Regions from separate parts of the Homo sapiens genome. Here region 2 is linked to region 1. A link is an interaction called in ENCODE POLR2A ChIA-PET data of the cell type or tissue named here. Cell type or tissue: B cell. All regions are shown on one strand. Links, peaks and the distances in the headings refer to the core of each region. The heading gives the core; the rest is flanking DNA.

Region 1 (9,468 bases), core at 1,015-9,014:
CGGCCGCCCCGTCTGAGAAGTGAGGAGACCCTCTGCCTGGCAACCGCCCTGTCTGAGAAGTGAGGAGCCCCTCCGCCCAGCAGCCGCCCCGTCTGAGAAGTGGGGAGCCCCTCCGCCCGGCAGCCACCCCGTCTGGGAAGTGAGGAGCGTCTCCGCCCGGCAGCCACCCCGTCCGGGAGGGAGGTGGGGGGGTCAGCCCCCTGCCTGGCCAGCCGCCCCCTCCGGGAGGTGAGGGGCGCCTCTGCCCGGCCGCCCTACTGGGAAGTGAGGAGCCCCTCTGCCTGGCCGGCCGCCCCGACCGGGAGGGAGGTGGGGGGGGTCAGCCCCCCACCCGGCCAGCCGCCCCGTCCGGGAGGGAGGTGGGGGGGTCAGCCCCCCGCCCGGCCAGCCGCCCCATCCGGGAGGTGAGGGGCGCCTCTGCCCGGCCGCCCCTACTGGGAAGTGAGGAGCCCCTCTGCCCGGCCACCACCCCGTCTGGGAGGTGTACCCAACAGCTCATTGAGAACGGGCCATGATGACAATGGCAGTTTTGTGGAACAGAAAGGGGGCAAAGGTGGGGAAAAGATTGAGAAATCGGATGGTTGCTGTGTCTGTGTAGAAAGAGGTAGACATGGGAGACTTTTCATTTTGTTCTGTACTAAGAAAAATTCTTCTGCCTTGGGATCCTGTTGATCTGTGACCTTACCCCCAACCCTGTGCTCTCTGAAACATGTGCTGTGTCCACTCAGGGTTAAATGGATTAAGGGCGGTGCAAGATGTGCTTTGTTAAACAGATGCTTGAAGGCAGCATGCTCGTTAAGAGTCATCACCACTCCCTAATCTCAAGTACCCAGGGACACAAACACTGCGGAAGGCCGCAGGGTCCTCTGCCTAGGAAAACCAGAGACCTTTGTTCACTTGTTTATCTGCTGACCTTCCCTCCACTATTGTCCTGTGACCCTGCCAAATCCCCCTCTGCGAGAAACACCCAAGAATGATCAATAAAAAAAAAAAAAAAATAAATAAATAAATAAAAAGAAAGTCAGGCTTAAAAATAAAAACAAGCAGGCTGGGCGCAGTGGCTCACACCTGTAATCCCCGCACTTTGGGAGGCTGAGGCAGATGGATCATTTAAGGTCAGGAGTTGGAGAACAACCTGGGCAACACGGCGAAACCCTGTCTCTACTAAAAACACAAAAATTAGTTGGGTATGGTGGTGCACACCTGTAATCCCAGCTACTCGGGAGGCTGAGGTGGGAGAATCGCTTGAGCCCAGTGGGGTGGGGATGGAGGCGGAGTTTGTAGTGAGCCAAGATTGCACCACTGCACTCCAGCCTGGGTGACAGGTGACAGAGTGAGACTCTGTCTTAAAAAATAAAATAAATAAATAAAAACAAGCAGGAAAACTACTGAGCAGATCAGCGCCCGGAATAAAGGTTACTAATATTACAATAATATTTTCATTAGAACGTTCTAATTATAAAAATAAAACTTGTTTTCTTAAAAAAGAAAAGCAGCAGAAATAGCAGCAGCTGCACACTGTGAGGAGAAGGCAGACTCCAAAGAATCAGTCCAAGCCAGCCACTAAATGAACAAACAAGACGGCAACAACAATGCTGGGAAAGGGAACTGGAATCCACAGTTGTTACAATATATTTTATTTATTTACTTATTTATTTTTATGTTATTTTAATTTTTTTTGAGATGGAGTCTCACTCTGTTGCCCAGGCTGGAGTGCAATGGTGCGATCTCGGCTCACTGCAACCTCCACCTCCCGGGTTCAAGGGATTCTCCGGCCTCCACCTCCCGAGTAGCTGGGATTACAGGCATGCACCACCATGCCTGGCTAATTTTTGTAGTTTTGTAGAGATGGGGTTTCACCATGTTGGCTAGGCTGGTCTTGAACTTCTGACCTCAGGTGATCTGCCTGCCTCAGCCTCCCAAAGTGCTGGCATTACAGGCATGAACCACTGTGCCCGGCCTTATTTTATTTATTTATTTACTGAGACATGGTCTTGCTCTATCACCAAGGCTGGAGTGCAGTGGCACAATCTTGGCTCACTGCAACTTCTCGGCCTCTGAGTAGCTGGGACTACAGGCACACCAGCTAATTTTTGTATTTTTTGTAGAGACAGGGTCTCACTGTGTTGCCCAGGCTGGTCTCAAACTCCTGGCCTCAAAGGATCCTACCACCTCGACCTCCCAAAGTGCTGAAATTACAGGTGTGAGCCACCGTGTTTGGCCATATTATCTAAAATGTCCATTTGTCAACAAAAAATTGCAAGACATGCAAAGAAAAAGGAAAGTGTGACCCACACTCTGGAAAAAAAGAGAGTCAACAGAAACTCACTGAGGGGTCCCAGATGTTAGACTTTGTCTCTCTCCTTCCCTCTCTTTCTCCCTGTTCCAATTTCCAGGGACGAGGCTCTGACTGGCCAGGTTCCACCCCTGATCCTATCATCTGTGGAGGAGGTGGAGTGGGCAGAGAAAAATTGTAATAACATAGTACGTGGAAGCTACTTGACCCCACATGGGTGAAGATCATTTCCTAGAGAAAAGAGGGGTCACTGGTTCCAGTTTAGGTAGACATCCCCAGAGGTGTCTGTTGCTCTTGTTTCTTTTCTGAAAGGTAAGTGGTGACACCTCCAGGAGCCCAGTGGCATTTGGATTTGTTATCTCCCACTGGGAGGACGGCATCCTTCATTTGCTGGCCATTTCTTAGGTTGGTGATTTGCAAACATCCCTTCTCCCCATGGAGGGACTGTGTAGAGTTGGAAGAGGGGAGGGATGGGAAGAGGCTACACTAACCCTAGGCTCCTTTTCAGCAACCAAGTCTCAGAAGTGGTGCCATCATTCACTTTTGATTTAATGTAAATTGCATTAAAACAACAAAGAAATAGTTGTTGGATCTCTTTCCTCTGACTCCATTTCTGCCAATGATCAAGATTGGGCTGTGTGACCAGGACATGGGTGGGAGCCCTGACAACACTCAGGGTGGGCCCTGTGTGAACCGCAGCTCTCAAGTAGCAAGGAGAAGACAAAAGAACCAGGAATGAGAAAAATAAAAGGTATTAAAATAGGCTTAGCTACTTTGGGGTTTTCCTTTGTATTTATATTTAGCAAGGATTGTGTGCCTAACTCTGCATTAAAATAGCTGATGCTACCAGTCATTGTTCCAGGCCTTTGCACACTGCAGCCTGGCAGGCTTTCTGCAGCCAAAAGTGAAGGCAGCTGGCAGGGCCTGGCCCACCCAAGCCGAGGAGAGGGCATTTATTTCATGGACCTCCCTCACTGAACCCTCGTGGGCGTGAATGCAAACAGAAGCAGGGCACTTTGGGTATGGCTCCGAGCTGGGAAGGCTCATAGGACCAGCCATGCTCAAGGACTTAAGCCTCCAAAACGCGTCTCCTGCTGCCTGCGGCCATGGGAGCTGAGATTCCTCCACTGCATCACCAAGCCTGGCATCTCAGGGAGGCAGATGCTATAGCCAGCTCTGCTCACACTCCCTTGGGGACTCAGCGAGTCCTACCTTAAAATGCCAGAATCTGTCATATCCTCCCTACGGGCCCATTGGCCACCTGGGAGGAACAGGTGTGCCAGTGAAAGGAACAGGTGTGCCAGTGAAAGGTAGAATGGGGAAGGAGCTACAAAGGGGAGGAGGACCCTGGAGTGAGAAGGTTTATGAGACAAACCCTCCCTTTGCCCAGAGGTTTCCAAGTCTTGGCCCTGGTGCTAATGACCTGGTGCCAGTGACTTCCATGCAGAGCTGGACAGAGTCCCTGAGCAGTGGGCTGATAATCCTGCGCAGGAAGGCGGCCATAGGGTCTACCAATGACGTTAGAATACTGAGGAAGAGACAGTGTGATGTCCCTGTGTGCTTGACGACTTAAATTTATCCCCTGGGGACAGTTAGCATTTGAAGTGTCCTTGTCAGGAGCCCACACTCCAGAGGTGGCTATGTCAACTGCTTCAAATGCCTTTATCTAAATATGCACCTGGGGGTGTTAAAAATAGTTTCTTTGGGAAAATGATGGGTGTTCCAGATGTGACTGGCTGGAAAGAGTGAGCAGGCACTTATGCTGGGGAACGAAGATTACGAGTATCTGGCAAACTCCCGCCGCTCCAGCCTAGAGTTCCATCGGTATCTTGAGTTCCCCTTAGTGGGGGGATTCTGTTGGTTGATACCACAGAAGAATATAATTGCATTTGCTTCCAAGGGACTCTTTCTTGCAAGACATGTCAGAAATCCGGGCTCCCGCCGTTGGGCAGCAGCACCGTGACCTCTAGCAGGCTATTTAGCTCCGGCTTCCGCTTCTGTAGATTGGAGATGATGACAATCTTGCCAGGTGGTGGTGAGGGGTAGCCGAGCTTTAAAATGGCAAGTTTCTGCTGCAGCTCCCTCCGGCTGTGTGGCTGGAGCAAGGTCAGCAAGGCCCCGGGCCCCAGGCCCCGCCATCCCCGGCTACCCGAGAGCGCGGTCGCGGACGACTAGCCAGGACGCCCCTAGAGCCGCCCTTCCTTCCTCCGCCCGCGCCGCGCGGGCCACCCGCGGACATCTGGTGGCTAAGCAGCCTCTCCGGGCTGCTGCCTCCTCCGCCCCCGCTCCGGGAAGCCCCGAGCTGGCGCCCTCGCTCTGGTCGCAGCATCCGGGGCCGCCTCTTTCGCCCCGCGCGTGGCTCCGGAAGCAGGTCGGCTTGCCTCTGGGGATCCGCGCGCCTCTGGGGGTCCGCGCCGGCCCTGCCTTCCCCAGTGGTGGCGGGGGTCGGGGGGCGCCCAGGAGGCCCAGGGGCTGCCCCTCGGCCTCGCCGCAAGCGGCCAGCCGAGGCCAGTGGGCCAGGGCAGCTGCAGGCGCCTCCCTCCCCCGCAGCACTGAACTCCCCCGCCCCGCACTCGAGGCGGCTGCCAGGAACTGAAATATTAATAGGCACAAACTTCCTGGAAAGATTTGCGTCCTCAACACAAATGACCCCGCTTTGCCCACTGAAATAAATAAATAAAGGGCAGCTCCCGGGCCAGGCGGCAGAGGAGCCGGGGGGAACTGCCGGGGAGCCGGGGGGAACTGCCGCGAACCCGCCCCCCAGCCCGGCCTCCGCCGCGGCCCACGCGCTCTCCGCACTGCTCTTGGAACGTCCCGCGGGACGCACCGGGCGGAGGGCGCGGGCTCGGGGCTCCCTTTTTTAAGCAGGGCTTGGGCGCGCGCGGGCAGCCTGGACGCCCCGGGTGGTCGCGCGCACGCCCGGCCACGCGCACGCCCCCGCCCCCGCGCTCCCCGGAGCAGCCCCCGCCCGGCCGCGCGCCCGGCCAGCCAGCCCCTGCCCGCGAGTGACGCGCGCGCCTCCCAGCCTGCGGCTCCTCCTCTCCCGACGCAACTGGCCCGCCCTCCTCTGCGCTCCTCCGCCGGGACATCTGTCATTTAGGAACCTCAAAACAAATCTCCACCTGGCGTTTAGAAATGCGATTTGATTTTCAGAGTTCTTCGATATTCGCATCTCCCGGGATTCCCTGGGCAGGGAGGCAGCTGTGGCCCAGGAGGCCAACGCGCCTCTCCTCGCAGCAGCTCAGGAGGAGGTGACAGGCCAGGAAGCCCCACTCCGACCGCCGCTTTCCCCATGCGCCACGGATTCAGCGCCTGCTCCCATCTTGCCCATAGCACAGTTCCAAAGTAGGGAAGTGTCAGTGCCCAGCTCGACCGCATACCCCATGGAGACCGCATACCCCATGGAGCGGTCCGGACGCCCCAGCTCAGGCTTCAGGCTTCTGAAGGGAACAGCTGCATTTGTTCCAACTGTTCTCCCTACCTGGAAGCCATCCATTCATTCATTTAAAATAGTTATTGAGCGCCTAATAGGTCCTATTCTAGGCACTATTCTAGGAACTGGGGATACGGAGCAAAAACAAACACAAAAATCCCTGCGCTCCTAGAGTTTGTATTGTAATGGGAGAGACAGAGCAACCAAAGTAAAATGTAAAATATGTTAAATAGTGATCAAGCTAAGGGGAAAAAATAACCACAGGGAAGAAGGATATGAAATGTGTGTGTAGGAGAAGTTAAGTGTTGGATAGGGTGCCTGGAAAGGCCTCACTGAGAAGGCTACAGTGATTTTTGAGTAAAGGCCAGAGGGAACCAAGCAAGCCACCCACACAGATATCCGGCGGCCTGCTGTGTTCCCGGAAGAGCAGGGAGGCCAGAGTGGATGGAGCAGAGTGAAGAGGAGGTGCCTAGTGGAAGCCAGGGGCCTACCTCAGTGGCTCATGCCTTTTAATCCCAGCACTTTGAGAGGCCAAGGTGGAAGGATCACTTGAGGCCAGGGGTTCAGGACCAGCTTGGGCAACATCGCAAGCCAGCCCATCCCCTCCCCATCTCTATACTTTTTTTTTTTTTTTTTTTGGAAAATTAGCCAGGCTGGCCGGTAGGGTGGCTTACGCCTGTAATGGTAGCACTTTGGGAGGCTGAAGCTGGTGGATCACTTGAGGCCAGGAGTTGGAGACCAGCCTGGCCAACATGTATTTTTAGCTTTACTAAAAATACAAAAATTAGGCCGGTGGGGGGTCCCAGCACTTTGGGAGCTGAGGCGGGTGGATCCCCTGAGATCAAGAGTTTGAGACCAGCCGGGCCAACATGGTGAAACCCTGTCTCTACTAAAAATACAAAAATTAGCTGGGCATGGTGGCACACATCTGTAATCCCAGCTACTCAGGAGGCTGAGGCAGGAGAATCGCTTGAACCCGGGATGCGAAGTTTGCAATGAACCGAGATCATGCAATTGCACTCCAGCCTGGGCAACAAGAGTGGAACTACATCTCATAAAATATATATATACACACAAAAATTAGCTGGGTGTGGTGGCACGTGCCTGTAATCCCAGCTATGTAGGAGGCTGAGGCATGAGAATCGCTTGAACCTGGGAAGTGGAGGTTGAGTGAGCTGAGATTGTGCCACTGCACTCCAGCCTGGGCAACAGAGTGAGACTCTGCCTCAAAAAAAAAAAAGAAAGAAAGAAGAAAAGAAAATTAGGCATGATGGTGGTGCCTGTATTTCCAGCCACTTCAGAGGCTGAGGTGGGAGAATGGCTCAAACCCAGGAGTTTGAGCTGCAGTGAGCTATGAGCATGCCACTGTACTCCAGCCTGGACAGCAGAGTTAGACCCTGTCTTTGAAAATGAAAATAAGAAGCTAGGGCTGGAGAGGTAAGACAGGGGGATCAGATCTTGGAAAGAGACAGTGGGCCATTGTAAGGACTTGGGCTTACAGATGAGAGCCACTGCAGGGTTCTTTCTGAGCAGAAGAGGGACACCTCTGACTTTGAAAGCAGCACCCTGCGGGGTGGGGAGATTGTAGAAGTAAGGGCAGAAACAAGAGACCAGTCAGCAGGCTCTTGGGGTAATCCCAGGAGAGATGATTACCCTAGAGGCTGCCTAGGATGGTGGCTGAGAAAGTGAAGAGAAGGGGTGGGATTCTGGAAATATTTTAAAGGCTGACAGGATTTATCAGCAGGCCAAATATGAAGTGGGAGAGAGAAAGAAGAGAGAGGAATCAGGGAAAATCTCAAGGTTTTGGCCTGAGCAACAGGAAGAAAGGGTTGTCACTAATCAAGATGGAGAAAACTGGCCTTGCTAGTTTGGTGGGTGGGGGTGGGACTCTTAGAAGCCCAGTTTTGAACGGGTTAGGTTTCAGACACCTAGTAGATACATCTGTGTGGAGGGTTAAGTAGACACTGGTTAGGCAGGTCTGATGCAGAGGAAATGTGCAGGCTGGGGATAAATACTGGGGAGCCACCAGCACAGACCTGCTGGTATTTAAAGCCACAGTTTTCTGAGACTGTCTAGCTCTGTACTGTGCAATACAGCAGCCACTAGCCACATGTGGCTCTCCAACACATGAAATTAGTGCAAATTATGGCTGGGCATAGTGGCTCACGCCTGTAATCCTAGCACTTTGGGAGGCCGAGGCAGGTGGATCACGAGGTCAGGAGGTCGAGACCAGCCTGGGCGACAGACTGAGACTTTGTCTCAAAAAGAAAAAGAAAAAGAAAAAAAGAAATTAGTGCAAATTATGTGACTGAAGAACTAACTTTTTTTTAAGAGATTGGGTCTTGGTCTGTTGCCCAGGCTGGAGTGCAGTGGCACAATCACAGTAGCCTGGAATTCCTGGGCTCAAGCAATCCACCCACCTCAGCCTCCTGAACAACTGGGAATAGGGGCACACACCACTGTGACTAATTATTTTATTACTATTATTATTATTATTATTATTTTTTAGTGGAGATGAGATCTCCCTCTGTTGCCTAGGCTGGTCTTGAACTCCTGGCTTCAAGCAAACCTCCCACCTCGGCCTCCCAAAACACTGGGATTACAGGAATAAGCCACCATGTCCAGCCTAGAACTAAATTTTTTTTTTTTTTTGCAGCGGAGTCTTGCTCTGTCGCCAGGCTGGAGTGCAGTGGCGCGATCTCGGCTCACTGCAACCTCTGCCTCCAGGGTTCAAGCAATTCTTCTGCCTTAACCTCCCGAGTAGCTGGGACTATGGGCGCCCACCACCACTCCTGGCTAATTTTTTTTTTTTGTATTTTTAGTAGAGACGGGGTTTCACCATGTTCACCAGGATGGTCTCAATCTCTTGACCTTGTGATCTGCCTGCCTCGCCTCCCAAAGTGCTGGGATTACAAGCGTGAGCCACCACGCCCGGCCGCCTAGAACTAAATTTTTAATTTTAATTAACTTAAATTTGAAAACCGATATCTGATTCAGTTATTGAAAATGTTTTAAGTATGTTTGGAACAACTCAAGTATATAAATCTACTTTTTCAGCAGCCAAGTTTATGAAATCTAAATACCTATCAAGATTTTCTGATGAAAATTTAGCATCCAAATTGAGGTGAGCTTTAAGTGAAAAATATACAATGGATTTCAAATATTTAGTACAAAAACTAAAATATTTCATTAATAGTTTTTTATTGATTACATGTTTAAATGATACTAATTGGCTACATTGGGATAAATAAAATGTTATTAAAATTAATTTCACTGGCTGGGCATGGTGGCTTATGCCTGTAATCCCAGAACTTTGGGAGGCTAAGGCAGTGGATCACCTGAGGTCAGGAGTTTCAGACCAGCCTGGCCAACATGCTGAAACCCCGTCTCTACTAAAAATACAAAAATTAGCTGGGCGTGGTGGCGCATCCCTGTAGTCCCAGCCACTTGGGAGGCTGAGGAAGGAGAATCACTTGAACTCGGGAGGCAGAGGTTGCAGTGAGCCGAGATCATGCCACTGCACTCCATCCTAGGTGACAGAGTGAGACTCCATCTCAAAATAATAATAATAATTTTACCGTTTCTTATTACTTTTTTTTTTTTTTTTGAGACAGTCTCACTCTGTCGCCCAGGCTGGAGTGCAGTGGCGTGATCTCGGCTCACTGCAACCTCTGCCTCCTGGGTTCAAGTGATTCTTGTGCCTCAGCCTCTCGAGTAGCTGGGATTACAGGCACTCACC
Region 2 (9,468 bases), core at 681-8,680, 81 kb after region 1:
GAAAGCTCAGAGGCATGTTCTGCACTGTCTCCCAGGGTCCCCAGTAGGACTGAACCCCAGCTGCAGTTACACAGAAGCAACTTGCTTAATAATGTTCCTTTTCTTGGCTTCCTTCCCTTTCCTGCCTTACTTCCCCACTCTAGTCTTCCCGCAATCACCTCTTAAACAAACTAGTTGAATCTAGAAACAGAAAGTAGAGTGATTGCTAGGGGGTAGGGGAAGGAGGGAATGGGGAGTTATTTGGTTTAAGGTATACGGTTCAGTTTTACAGGATGAAAAGTGTTATAGAGATGGATGATGGTGATGACTGCACAACATTGTGAATGTGTTTAATATCACTGAATTGGACACTAACACTTATTAAGATGGGGCCGGGCACGACAGCTCACGCCTGTAATCCCAGCACTTTGAGAGGCCTAGGCGGGCAGATCATCAAGTCAGGAGTTCGAGACCAGCCTGACCAACATGGTGAAACCCCGTCTGTACTAAAAATACAAAAATTAGCGGGGTGTGGTGGCACATGCCTGTAATCTCAGCTACTCAGGAGGCTGAGGCAGGAGAATCGCTTGAACACGGGAGGCAGAGGTTTCAGTGAGCCAAGATCATGCTACTGTACTCCAGCCTGGGTGACAGAGCGAAACTGCATCTCAAAAAAAAAAAAAAAAAAAAAAACCAAACAAAAAAAACAACTTATTAAGATGGTAAATTGTATGTTACATGTATTTTCCACAATTTAAAAAAATGAAACAAAACGAAATATACAGAACAAAACTAGTCGCACTCAAATCCTGCCTTAAGGTGTGATTCTGGGACAACCTAACCTAAGGTAATAGGAATCTATATTAATTTTGGGTAGCAGAGAAAAAAAGCACTTACAAGCTGAGTTTAGGGTTATTTATACATGGCATCCAACTAAAAGAAACCTGAAATCAGCAAAGACTAGAAATGAGAAAAAGAGTCTAGCAGGTCTGGGGAGGAAAATGAAGAATCAGACACCATCTTCAACAAGTTAGTCAAATGTGACTAACCTGGGAATGGTTAAATTTCCCAGCTATAGATAGGTAATATCCTAAGATTCCTCACAGTGTAATAAAGCAGATTTTTTGCATCCTAAACCTGAACGTAGCAATTTGGACATGTCACAGAGGCAGGGCACAGAAGAGGCAGCCAGACTTCAGCCCTCCAGCGATTAGTAAGTAGAAGTGACCAGCAGTTTTGGGCTGCCCAGCACCTATTGCCACTATCTTGTTAATTGTACCCTGTTTTTCCTTGAATGTCTCCAAGATACCTCAAAATCAGTAAGTCGAAAACCAAACTCATGATTCTCCCTGCCAGACCCAGGCTTCTTTGAGCATTCCATAGGTCAAGATGGTGCCATCATCCATCTATGTAGGCAAGCCAAATATGATGGCCCCAGACTGGTTCCCTTCTCTCCTTCCCTGTATACAATCCGTCACCAAGTCCTGCAATTTTACTTCCTCAATTTCTTATGGGTTTTTGTTTTGTTTTGTTTTGTTTTTGTTGTTGTTGTTTTTTTTTTTTTAGATGGAGTTTTGCTCTGTCACCCAGGCTGGAGTGCAGTGGCATGATCTCGGCTCCCTGCAACTTCCTCCTCCTGGGTTTAAGCCATTCTCATGCCTCAGCCTCCCAGGTAGCTGGGATTACAGGCATGCACCACCACACCCAGCCAAGTTTTTCTTTCTTTTTTTTTTTTTTTTTTTGCATTCTTAATGGAGATGTGGTTTCTTCATGTTGGCCAGGCTGGTCTCAAACTCCTGATCTCAGGTGAACCACCCGTCTCGGCTTCCCAAAGTGCTGGGATTACAGGTGTGAGCCATGGTGCCAGGCCTACTTCCTCAATTTCTGTTAAACTCATCAATTTCTCTCTGTATCCACCACTATGACTACTCCAGTCCAAGTCCCTGCCATCTCAGCTTCCAAAATAGTTTCCCAGCTGTGTCACTCAGTAACAGGGCAATCCCTGTGTGATGGTTAATTTTAGGCATCAACTTGACTGGATTAAGGGATACTGAGCTGGTGAAGCATTATTTCTGGGTATGTTGGTGAGGGTATTTCCATAAGAGATGGGCATTTGAATCAGTGGACTGAGTAAAGAAAATCCACTCTCACCCAATGTGGCTGGGCACCATCCAATCCTTTGACGGCCTGAATAGAACCAAAAGGTATAAGACAGGCAAATTCTCACTTTCTCACTCCTGAAACTGGGACACCCTCTTCTCCTGCCCTTGGATGTCAGAACTCCAGGTTCTCTGGTTCTTTGGACCCTGGAACTTGCACCAGCAGCCAGTCTGTTTCTCAGGCCTCTTGCTTTGGACTCAGAATTACACTGTCAGATTCCCTGGTTCTCTAGCTTGCAGACAGCATATAGTGAGACTTCTCAGCCTCCATAATCATGTGAGCCAATTCCTATAATAAATCTTCTCTCGGCTGGGCGCGGTGGCTCACACCTGTAATCCTAGCACTTTGGGAGGCCAAGGCGGGCGGATCACCTGTGGTCAGGAGTTTGAGAGCAACCTGGCCAACATGGTGAAACCCCATCTCTACTAACTACAAAAATTAGCCTGCGTGACGGCAGGCACCTGTAATCCCAGCTACTCGGGAGGCTGAGGCAGGAGAATCGCTTGAACCTGGGAGGCAGAATTTGCAGCGAGCTGAGATCGTGCCACTGCACTCCAGCCTGGGTGACAGAGTGAGACTGTCTCAAAAAAAAAAAAAATGAAAAATAAATCTTATCTTCTATCTATCTATCTATCTATCTATCTATCTATCTATCTATCTATCATCTATAATAAATCATCTCTCATCTCTGTCATCTATCTATCCATCCATCCATCTCTCTCTTTCTCCTATTGATTCTCTGTCTCTCTGGAGAAGCCTAATACACTCTGGGCATACAAAGCCCTCCTGACACCCCCTCAGTTTCTTCTTAGGGAACTGCCCCTGGCCACACTTCCCAACCTCAGGACTCCTACACATTCTCACAGTCCATGTACCTCATTGTTTTTAGCGTTCAGTCATAGTTGTAACATAAAACATTTGTAAATATATTTTTATTGTGAGAACGTTCAGTATAACGAAATACAGAGAACAACATATCAAGCACCTATGTAGTCATAACCCAGAATTAACAATATTAACACATGTTAACTTTCTGCCATATTTATTTCAAATTTCGTTTTACGTTTAAAAGAAATCAAACATAAAACAGATGTGGTTAAAATCCACTTGAACAGTATTTCCCTTCTCCTCCACTTCTGTTCTCTCTCCCTCTTCAGAGGAACTAGCAACAAGAATTTCAATGTATTTCTTTCTCATTCATGTTTTTATGCTTTTAATAGATAAGGTGTATTTTCAAAACCATTGGTTGTTCCTATTGTTTTTTGGTTGTTGTTGAGACAGAGTCTCGCTCTGTCGCCCAGGCTGGAGTGCAGTGGCGCTATCTCAGTTCACTGCAACCTCTGCCTCTTGGGTTTGAGCGATTTTCCTGACTCAGCCTCCTGAGTAGCTGGGACTATGGGCACGCACCACCACGCCTGGCTAATTTTTGTATTTTTAGTAGAGACGGGGTTTCACCATGTTGCCCAGACTGGTCTTGAACTCTTGAGCTCAGGTGATCTGCCTGTCTCGGCCTCCCAAAGTGCTGGGAATACAGGCGTGAGCTACCGCACCTGGCCTATTCCTACAGTTTCTAAAAGCAGATATAATTAGTTTTAATTTAAACCACTTTGATTTCATTCAAGCCGAGAATATCTTGGTCCTCAGATGGTGGATTCAGAAGGGAACCAAAGAGGGTTTTCATTCTGTCTCATCGTGGAGAAACAGCAGCAAGAACAACCAGCTCATCTTTCTTCTTCTTCCACTTCCCCCCAAGTACCAGAGGGGAGCTGGGGCCAGCAATATCCATCAGAGAATATCAAAGCAGAAGCACATAATGTTTTGGCACCTGTGGGCTTACCTGGTGGCATCATAAGCATCTAACACCAGCCCTGAGAGTTGAACATTTTAAAAATAGGTAAAAATACAGTGGATGAACAGGTGGCCTCAAGTTTCTGTGCCGCCTGGTCCTGGAGACATGGTGCTGTGCTCAGGTTGGCTTCCAGCCTACTTCCAGTCTGCTCCCTGTCTGCTTGAGCCATGTGGCCCTGCTGCTGGAGGCTTGGCATCTGAAGATGTGAAGCTTTTGGTTAAGAGGCTCAAAGTGCCTCTCAGTTGTTACATGGAATTAATAAGGGTGAGTAAGTGCCCGCGGCCTTCTCTGGGACACTTTCCCCTCTTTGGTTTGTTACAGAAGATAAGGCTAAATAAATTTTATATTGATTGCTTCCAGACACAAAGGAGGACATCAAAGAGGAGTAAACTCCTTTCTTTCCAAGTGATAGCGCCAGCCAATCTGTCTAGTCTAGATTGAGAATTATACCTTGCCGTGACAAAGGGTCCAAAGAACATAGTCAACTCATCATCCTTGGCCAGGAATAAAGTTATTGCTTCTTAAGGGGCGGAGAACTCTCTGGCCTCATATCGTTAACATACTTGCCACCTCTAACTAGACCCAGTCAGGCCCAATGAGCTCCATTAGAGTGAAACTCAGAACCTGCTAATACCGAAGTGTCAATGGACAACAGTATTTGTTTATGTGTAAAACTGGTACTTTTTTTTTTTTTTGGTGGAAAATGAGGAAGTGAAAAGAACGTGACCTTTGGAGTCACACAGACCTGGGTTTCTCTCCTGGCACCGCCTCTGACCTGCTGTGTCACATGAGCTTTCTGAGCTTTAGTTTCCACTTCTATGACACAAGGAGAAAATTCCCATCTTATAGGGAGAATTTAGTGAAAGGACTGAGCATTTTTTCTGGGAGATGATTGGATCCCTTCATCTGATTTTTTTTTTTTTTTTTGAGACAGAGTCTTGCTCTGTTACCCAGGCTGGGGTGCAGTGGCCCGATCTCAGCTCACCACAACCTCCACCTCCCAGGTTCAAGTGATTCTTGTGCCTCAGCCTCCCAAGTAGCTGGGATTACAGGCACGCACCACCATGCCCGGCTAATTTTTGTATTTTTAGCATGGACGGGGTTTTGCCATGTTGGCCAGGCTGGTCTCGAACTCCTGACCTCAAGTGATCTGCCTGCCTTGGCCTTCCAAAGTGCTAGGATTATGGGCGTGAGCCACTGCACCCGATCCCTTCATCTGAATTTGGAGAGGGCAAAAGTTTGAACTCTGGGTTGTGCCTGGGAAAGGTGGATATGAGGTGAAGATCAGATTCGGGCAACCACAGGAGTTGACAGAGTCTGCTGGCCCTGCCATCATTTAGTGACTGGTAGAAGGCTGCTGCGGTGAGAGCTGGCTTTGCTTCGATCCTGTTAAGTAAACCACCAGGATGCTTCAGTGTTTGGAGCGGCCTTCTTTGGTCACCCACTGTGACCTGGGGCAGAAAGCTTCCAATCTCGTTCCCACGGGAGTGTTAGAGTGTTATCCATGTTAGGAAAGAGAGTGGTTTTCATTTTCAGAAGAACACGAACACATTGGCCTCCAGATGAATATGCAGCTTCAAAGCTTCTAAAATAGCTGGCTATCCCTTGTCCTGAGTTTTTGCTCAAGGTTTATGACACTGCTGTCGGATGTCTGTTGCCCCATATTGGCTAGACCGGAAAAGTGGAATCTCTTCTCCCTCTCCACATCTGAAAGAGCAACACTGTCTGCTGTCCTACAGAGCCTGTCATTGATCTATGATTTGGCCTCTCACCTTAGACTGTTCTCAATAGGTAGAACAGCGCTCCACCTTCGCCCATGTGTAACATTAGGCTGTATAAACACTACCAAAGGAAACATACATTATTCAGGGAATGTGAGTGTGTAGGTCCCACGCCCACAGTGTGTCATGGACTCACCAAAGAGATGTGTTGCAAATAATGAGTGGCATCTTGTTTCAAACAATGCAAAGCCAACAATAATAGGAAAAATGACACTTCTCTGGATTCTCCAGCTAAGAAAACACAAAGCAGTTTTGGTGGATGGAGTTCAAGCCAATGACTTTTCTACCTAAATTATTCTTTTAGTTCTTTCAAGCTGGTTTTGCAAGGTTTTAAGGAAGCCACCCAGTTGTGGGTGGAGCATTTTCTTCTGGGAGCTACTCCCAGGTACATGAAATATCATTCAGAAATGAGCAAGACATGTTCACAAGGCCAAGGGCTTCTTTGGGGCCATAGTTACACTTCACTATGTGCTGTTCACACATGGATTTTTGGTTTGACTTGTAAACCCTAGCCTGTTGTTGGCAGGCATTAAAAAATATGTGTCAGCCAGGCGTGGGGTCTCACGCCTGTAATCCCAGCACTTTGGGATGCCGAGTTGGGAGGATCACTTGAACTCAGGAGTTTGAGACCAGCCTAGACAACAGGGCAAAACCCCATCTCTACACAAAATACAAAAAATTAGCCGGGTGTAGTGTCATGTGCCTGTAGTCTCAGCTACTGGGGGGCTGAGGCAGGAGAATCTCTTCAGTCTGAGAGGCCAAGGCTGCAGTGAGCTGTGATCGTCCCATTGTACTCCAGCCTGGGTGACTAAGTGAGACCCTGTCTCAAAGAAAAAAGAAAGAAGGAAAGAAAATATGTGTTAATGATGGGGAATCTGATCATTAAAAATATGCATATATGTGGAATAATAAAGTATATGATATTTATCCTTCCTTTGTTTGTTATGACAGTATTTCCCCAGAGCTTAGGTGGCAGGTATCAGAGTGTTTTACATGTAGTCCACATCTTGTATTACATGCTCATTCTCGGAGTTGGGCTTTGGCAGAGATGCTAAACACACAGATGCCAATTAGGAAACTAAAATCCAGTCATTACCCAGAGATTAAATATTTCAACACAGTGTCTCAAACTATAATTAAAGGCAGTGAGCTTTGTTACTGGGAGAACAAAAACAGAGAGAGGCAGACAACTATTTTTGGAATTGTCCTTATCTTCAACACGATCTACTCTATACATTTATCAAGTTGTTTACTGTACTTGCAACTTTACAAATCAGTCTAAATAAAACATCATAAAATGACATGTTTGCTGGCCGAGTGCAGTGGCTCATGCCTGTAATCCCAGCACTTTGGGAGGCTGAGGCAGGAGGATCACTTTTTTCTTTTTCTTATTTTTTTGAGACAGAGTCTCTCTCTGTCACCCAGGCTGGAGTGCAGTGGCATGATCTCAGCTCACTGCAATCTTTGCCTCCCGGGTTCAAGCAATTCTCCTGTCTCAGCCTCCCGAGTAGCTGGGACTACAGGCGGCCACCACCATGCCTGGCTAATTTTTGTATTTTTAGTAGAGACAGGGTTTTACCATGTTAACCAGGCTGGTCTTGAACTTCTGACCTCAGGTGATAGGAGGATCACTTAAAGCCAGAATTTCAAGACCAGCCTGGGCAACAAAGTGAAACCCCATCCCTACAAAATATTTGGTGACACACATCTGTAGTCCCAGCTACTCGGGGAGGCTGAGGTGGGAGGATCACTTGAGCCCAGGAGGTTGAGGCTGCAGTGAGCTAAGATTACGCCACCGCACTCCAGCCTGGGTGACAGAGTGAGACTCTATCTCTAAAAATAAATAAGCAGGGCCAGGCGCAGTGGCTCACGCCTGTAATCCTAGCACTCTGGGAGGCAGAGGTGGGCAGATCACTTGAGGTCAGGAGTTGGAGACCAGCATGGCCAACATCATGAAACCCCCGCCTGGGCGCGGTAGCTCACGCCTGTAATCCCAGCACTTTGGGAGGCCAAGGCGGGCGGATCACGAGGTCAGGAGATCGAGACCATCCTGACTAACACGGTGAAACCCTGTCTCTACTAAAAATACAAAAAAATTAGCCGGGCGTGGTGGCAGGTGCCTGTAGTCCCAGCTACTCGGGAGGCTGAGGCAGGAGAATGGCGTGAACCCGGGAGGTGGAGCTTGCAGTGAGCCGAGATCACGCCACTGCACTCCAGTCTAGGCGACAGAGAGAGACTCCGTCTAAAAAAAAAAGAAGAAAAAAAAAGAAAGAAACCTCCTCTCTGCTAAAAATACAAAAATTAGCTGCGCATGGTGGTGGGCACTAGTAACCGCAGCTACTCCAAAGGCTGAGGAGGCAGGAGACCGGAAGGCGGAGGTTGCAGTGAGCCGAGATTGCGCCACTACAGCCCGGGAGAAAGAGTGAGACTCCGTCTCGAAAAATAAATAAATAAACAAACAAACAAATAAGTGATGCAGCTGTGAAGTGGCCTAGGGAGAAGTAGGGAGGAAACAGGCAAAAGAAGAGATGGTAGGAATAAGAGACAGAGAGAGACAGACCTCCTCCCTGCCACCCCCAGAAAGGTTAAGAAAGAAAATTAAAAAAAAAAAAAAAAAAAAGCCAGGCACAGTGGCTCACACCTGTAATCCCAGCACTTTGAGAGGCCGAGGTAGGCGGATCACTTGAAGTCAGGAGTTCGAAACCAGCCTGGCCAACATAGTGAAACTCTGTCTCTACTAAAAATACAAAAACTTGGCTGTGTGTGGTGGCGGGCACCTGTAATCCCAGCTACTTGGGAGGCTGAGGCAGGAGAATTGCTTGAACCTGGGAGGCGGAGGTTGCAGTGAGTGGAGATAGCACCACTGCACTCCAGCCTGGGCGACAGAGTGACACTCCTTCTCAAAAAAATAAAAAATAAAATAAAATCAATCAATTAAAATCCGTAGTCTTTGCACCACATTTTAAGTGGTAGTACAGTTCAATTTTGCCCTAAATTTACTATTTGTATTTTGTTATATCTTCTAAATCAAAGTATAATTGCAAGAGTATAAAGTACACATACACTATGTGCATGTCTTGAGCATATACTAATAAAATTATTTACTTTTTTTTTTTTTTTGAGACGGAGTCTTGCTCAGTCGCCCAGGCTGGAGTGCAATGGCGGGATCTCGGCTCACTGCAAGCTCCGCCTCCCGGGTTCACGCCATTCTCCTGCCTTAGTCTCCTGAGTAGCTGGGACTACGGGCGTCCGCCACCACGCCTGGCTAATTTTTTTGCATTTTTAGTAGAGACGGGGTTTCACCGTGTTAGCAAGGATGGTCTCGATCTCCTGACTCGTGATCCGCCCGTCTCGGCCTCACAAAGTGCTGGGATTACAGGCGTGAGCCACTGAGCCCGGCCAAAATTATTTACTTTATAAATATCAAAGTTTATCATTGTAGAAATGACAGGTCATATATAACAGTATTTATCTATCTATCCAAGTCAGAAAAAATTACTTGCTGAAAGAATTAAGTTTAAAAAACCATTTCCTACTACCTAAACATTTGGTCAGCTAGCTTATGATTTCATTTGTCTGTTTTTATCCTGTTGTTTTTGCATCATGTAAGTACATTCTTAATGGCTTTTTAAACAAACTAAATGAGTAAATGTGGATAAAAGGCTTAAGAGTGCTATATAAATGTGTACATTATTATTA

What was found. ChIA-PET counts read pairs that join two places held together with the same protein. Peaks named below come from ENCODE experiments on the same cell type or tissue, not always from the same donor. Only the 100,000 strongest peaks of a DNase experiment are listed, where the experiment ranks them.
Region 2: POLR2A ChIA-PET joins it to region 1 with 11 read pairs; 5 of 35 experiments call an interaction of 5 or more read pairs at or near these places.

What each region holds. Positions count from the first base shown.
Region 1 is chr1:226,105,833-226,115,300 of GRCh38, reverse strand. No RefSeq gene overlaps it. Among named protein-coding and RNA genes, the nearest start is that of LINC01703, 27 kb to the right of the region's middle. RefSeq lists enhancers at 1-221, 3,299-3,806 and silencers at 4,225-4,274, 4,655-5,114, 5,195-5,294, 6,842-7,036. In B cell, for the core only: a CTCF peak has its summit at 5,556; DNase peaks (open chromatin) are centred at 3,770, 4,580, 5,260, 7,270 and 1 weaker place; H3K4me3 peaks cover 2,900 bases; H3K27ac peaks cover 5,116 bases.
Region 2 is chr1:226,024,417-226,033,884 of GRCh38, reverse strand. No RefSeq gene overlaps it. Among named protein-coding and RNA genes, the nearest start is that of SDE2, 30 kb to the right of the region's middle. RefSeq lists an enhancer at 3,638-3,687. In B cell, for the core only: no CTCF peak of the experiment used is centred there; DNase peaks (open chromatin) are centred at 3,434, 4,714 and 5,274; H3K4me3 peaks cover 648 bases; H3K27ac peaks cover 2,956 bases.